Regions from separate parts of the Homo sapiens genome. Here region 2 is linked to region 1. Evidence: chromatin loops called from intact Hi-C (ENCODE). Cell type or tissue: PC-9. All regions are shown on one strand.

Evidence for each region. Hi-C counts contacts between places; a loop is a spot of excess contacts. Peaks named below come from ENCODE experiments on the same cell type or tissue, not always from the same donor. Only the 100,000 strongest peaks of a DNase experiment are listed, where the experiment ranks them.
Region 2: it touches region 1 in a loop (12-fold over the local background); 5 of 110 quality-filtered maps call a loop at or near these places.

Annotation. Positions count from the first base shown.
Region 1 is chr3:130,097,462-130,099,961 of GRCh38, reverse strand. It overlaps ALG1L2 (ALG1 chitobiosyldiphosphodolichol beta-mannosyltransferase like 2), which reads right to left. Exons shown (of 8, transcript NM_001136152.1): 8 at 1,572-1,739. The coding sequence ends at 1,707. It also overlaps the pseudogene FAM86HP. Among named protein-coding and RNA genes, the nearest start is that of LINC02014, 4.4 kb to the right of the region's middle. RefSeq lists enhancers at 1-696, 2,360-2,500. In PC-9, a CTCF peak has its summit at 1,491 (motif pointing right); no DNase peak of the experiment used is centred here.
Region 2 is chr3:129,828,422-129,830,921 of GRCh38, reverse strand. TMCC1 (transmembrane and coiled-coil domain family 1) reads left to right here. Exons shown (of 7, transcript NM_001017395.5): 4 at 2,414-2,500. Among named protein-coding and RNA genes, the nearest start is that of TMCC1, 64 kb to the left of the region's middle. In PC-9, a CTCF peak has its summit at 1,180 (motif pointing right); a DNase peak (open chromatin) is centred at 1,101; H3K27ac peaks cover 2,049 bases.

The DNA.
Region 1 (2,500 bases):
CTATCACTCAGGCTGGAGTGCAGTGGCACAATCTCGGCTCACTGCAACCTCCGCATCCTGGGTTCAAGCAATTCTCCCGCCTCAGCCTCCCAAGTAGCTGGGATTACAGGCACCCACCATCGTGCCTGGCTAATTTTTGTATTTTTGTAGAGATGGGGTTTCACCATGTTGGCCAGGCTGGTCTCGAACACCTGACCTCAAGTGATCCACCGGCGTTGGCCTCCCAAAGTGTTGGGATTACAGGCATGAGACACTGTGCCCGGCCACTTTCTAAGCTTTGTGAAGAGTGGGTTGATGGAACAGCCAGGTAGATGTGGGTTCAGATCTCTGCTTCTGTCCTGCTGTGCCACGTGCTGGGGCAGACTCGGGCAGAGAGTGGACAGCTGCATGGTGCCTGCTGCTAGCCATTTCTATGTAAAACCAGATTTCTGGTCCCTTCCTGGAGGCCAATTCTAGGTACTTGGGTGGGCCTGGGAACCTGTGAACCAAGTAAACTGACTTAGACACTCCCCACCCCGCCAGGCCTGTCCTAGCAGCCCCACACAATACGCTCATGTCCTGTCCCCAAACACCGCCATCCTCAAACACGTGCTCTGTTTCCAGGCTGGGCTGGGATCAGATGGGAAGCGGAAGCTCATCATGACCAGAAACTGTTTCCCTATGGAGAGCACTTGGAGATGGCAATGCTGAACCTCACACTGTAGGACTCATACACGACTCCAACGGGATTGTTAGAATCAAATCACTCTCGTGGGAAGAATTTTTATATGGGAAAGCGGATAAAACTTTCATTGGACTGGAATGTTTGGAGAATGTTAAATTCCAAATCAGGAACCACAATCTGCCCTCTAATAAGACATCGGCTATCTAAGCATGTGGGTGCCCCCTTTCTGCCAGCAGTTCTGGTTCTTAAGAAAATCACCATAAATCAGACATGAAAATTCTGGCTCCAAAAATAGCATTTTCTTTGTGCAAATAAAAACGTGTGTATCAAGTATGACGTTCCCCCAACGTGGACACACTCGGTTCCTCACAAAGCCAAGCCCGCTGCAGCTGCCACATCCCTGGACACACTCGGTTCCTCACAAAGCCAAGCTCGCTGCAGCTGCCACATCCCTGGACACATTCGGTTCCTCACAAAGCCAAGCCCGCGGCAGCTGCCACATCCCTGGACACACTCGGTTCCTCACAAAGCCAAGCCCGCTGCAGCTGCCACATCCCTGGGCTTGTGGTGCAGCAGGTGCTTTTCTCAAGACAGGAATCAAAGTGTTAGGAACATGGCAGAAAGGTGACACCTGGAGACCAAATGCAGGATGAGGAGTACTGCAGAGGTCACAGGGAAGTCACAGAACAGTAATACGCTAGCAGGGACATGGGGCGTGAAGAACAGAAGAAGACAGGAAGCATTTCTGAGACTCCAAAGAAGAAATCAGGGCCAACCACAGCTTCCCGGGTCATTCACCAGGTGGCACCACTGCCGTCATTTCAGCTTCTGGCCACTGGGAGGCGCTGCTTGAAAGGGTTTGCCCTGAGACTCCAAGAAGAAGCTGCGGGAAGGACAGCAGGGGCCCTGGGGTTTTAGCCTCTGGCCCAGGAGTTATGTGTCCATAACCAAAGGGAGCACAGTCTGCACCCAGCTCTCATCCCATCAGAGCTGCTGCGACTCCCGCAGGTTCTTCCGGAACTGGTTTAGCTTGCCTTCAGGATCAGGAAAGTTTGAGAAAAGCATCTGCAAAATACTGAAGAGCAGAGCTTACCTCATTGCCTGTCCCCACCCCATCCCAGGTCACCACCTGGATGACCCCAGCTCCCCGACCCAACAACAACCCCTCCCAAGTCCCTAGCTCCCTCACTTGGACTTGAGACCCTTCACACCCCAGCAGCGCTCCGCCTCCATCTTGACATGCTTTCTGGAAACTTCCCCGTATGTCCCACTTTCCCACACTTGGTGCCCTGGAGCACCTTCCGGCCTCTACATGATGTACGTTCCCCTGTGAGCACCCTCCTCTCGGCCTCTGGCCAACACAGTCCCACCCATCTGTGGGTAACAAGGGGGTGTTCTTTTCAGCCTTGCTAAACTGTCTGAATCAAGGATCACAAACTACAGCCTGCAGGCCAAATCCAGCCCACAGCCTGTGTTTGTAAATAAAGCTTTATTGGAACAAAGCCACACCCCTTAATCTACAGATGATCTGTGGCTACTTTCACACCACAACAGAGTACCATGGTTCTGACAGAGACTGGGGGACCCAGTCTAAATGACTTCTGACCTGGACCTTTACTGAAAATCCTCCCAATCATTCTGTTGACAAGAATGATGTATTACTTTTTGCAATAAGAAACAAGTAACCTTTGCAGAATTCCACCCATCTTTCAAGGCTGGTCCCAGAAGTTCCCTTAGCCCACGCACTACCTGATCCTGATCACTTCCTAAACTGCAGCCTGGCCCACCCGGCTCCAGCATCATTTGTGGAGTCTCAGCTCCATAAATCTAGAGGGC
Region 2 (2,500 bases), 270 kb after region 1:
CAAATGCTTGTGAAATCTCAAATGAATTTACTGATATTCAAAATGTACCACATTCTCTATTTTTTAAATAGGCAGCAACCAGATGACCAGTTGATTAGTTTATAATAGTGCCCAAATAAGTAGATTTGCTGAGTAATAAATTCCTAGTACCTTTGCATATGAGACAAGTAGAATGATCCTCAGCTAACCTTGACATCATTCCTTTATTCTTGCTGTCTTTTAATCTCATGGGATAAACATATTTTATACATTTTACTTCCAACAACAACAACAAAAATCAGTTGTATTAGCTAATAATGTGCAAATAGAGGAAAAAGTAAACTACTTTTTCAGTACTGTTCTGCTGCTTTCACACCCTCCCATCTTCTCAGGATCTAAATAGCCCAGTGCAAGAAGAGATGAGTTGATACACACTGATAGGGGATTATTTTGGTTACATTAGCCCTTTTCCTCTGAGAAACTCAATTCTTTCAGTAACTATTAGCCAGCAAGACAAACTCATGAGGAATGGTGAGATAATTACTATTTTTTTTAAAAATCAGAGTAACATTGTATTATGTGTTTATTTCATATTTGGTTAGAAGGGGATAATTAAATATATAAACTATTGGCAAAATTTTTGCCCACAAGGAGCACCAGAAAACCACACCAGAGGCCAAGACAGTCATTGATCTAATAAGGGCAAGGGTTTCTTTCTTGGTTCTCCCAAAGGGAAAGATATGAACAAAACCAATGCACAATCAGGAAAAGGGTAACAGGCCATAGTGGGATGGCTAGATTTCAGTGGAGCCACAAAGAATTTGGGTGAAAGGCAATGAAACTTCCATTCTCATGGTTGTTATTCATTTGCCTAATTTAGGAACAAACAATTTTGTGGCATTTAGAAAGTAGGAAGGTACTAGAGAGAGACAAATGTCTTTATCCCTGTCTCCCTGTTTATGCTCCTCTGTTATGAAGAGATTAGGTAATGGAATCACAGGCATGAAAGAATATGGACAGTGGAGCCACAATGACAGTGCCCATAAAATATTTGAAAAAAGTCTTCTGAGAGTAGTCATCAGGAACAAAACTTTAGTGAGTTTGCATTCCTGTTCCACTAAACTCTAGTAGCCTTGAGTTCACAGGGAACTCTTTTATTCAGCTAATTTATGGCTTTCTAGATTGCCACTTGGTGGCAGCAAGTCCACATATTCCCAGAACAGGAGCACCATGGTGCTTCATTGGTAGTGGCTTAAATTGTTGAAGTACTTGGTAGTGTAGGGAGTTTTAAAGTCCTTTAAACAAAAATTTAAAGAAAAATATGGAAATAACCTCCTACATCATATTTTGCATTCTGTAGCAGCTTCTGTGCATGTATATAATTTTGTCTTATATATTTGCACAAATACAGTACAAAAATAAACACTTTCTATTAGGAAAAATCTCATCATCTCCCATCCCCCCCTCCCTTTTTTTTTTTTTTTTTTTTTGCATGTGATTTTAGTAACCATGGCAGTTGCGTTGATTTTACATCTCTTAGTTTCAGCTTCCTTTTAATTTCTTGCATTTAATACTGGTATATGTTTGCTGTTTGACCTTTCTTTTTCTCTACTTTTCTATCCTACCCAGTTACTTTGCTTTTGAGTTTGTATGGATATATGGGAAGCTTCTGTCAGGGATGACACTATAGAGAAAGGGATTTCTTTGAATCTCCTTTCTTGATAGCTGGTACTGAGCAAAGCTCTAGTCTCTGATTCTGATTCTGTCTGAACCATTCACTCATATGGTGCCAGAAAGGTCATTTGTGCTTCAGCAGAGAATTCAACTTACAGGATTTTTATTTCCATTCTCTTCTCAAAAGAGCAAACCTGTCATCTCTAGTTACCAGTGAACTTGATGAATATGAATGGTAACACACTTTTCCATTAAAATCCACATATAGTTAGATTGGGATATCCATTTCTCACTGTTGTTCTTTGATTATACTGAGTTTCAGCCTGTGAATAATTAACTGTGGTTATGAATGAGAGGGATTAAATTGCCTCAGCTAGAGTAAACCTATTGGATGGTCTCTTCTCTTGATTTCCCAAGCAATGGCTGTTCTGTCAACTACCATTATAGTGTCCATTCCAAGATGGCTCCTCTAATATCTAATTCTGTATATATTGAATCTTGTAGGGATTTTTGCTTTTGAACATTGCTGTTTTAATTTCCTATGGACTTGTTCTGGGCTTTTTCTCTCATTCTAAAAAATAATCATTACCCACTATCTAGAAAACTGTCTTTTAATCTTCTGATTAAAGATTGCTTAATGATAGTGCCTATTTGTTTGGCCAGTAGCATGTTTTTCTTTGTTTTAACACTGGAGTTTCTGCATGGATTTATAATATAAGGTTTTTTTTTTGTTTTTTTGTTTTTTTGTTTTTAACATTAGATAGGCATGAAGCCTTCGTCTCACAGCTGCATGCGTAGTCACTGTTGAAGCAAATGCCTACCTAATTTGACACTCTTGGTGTGTTTA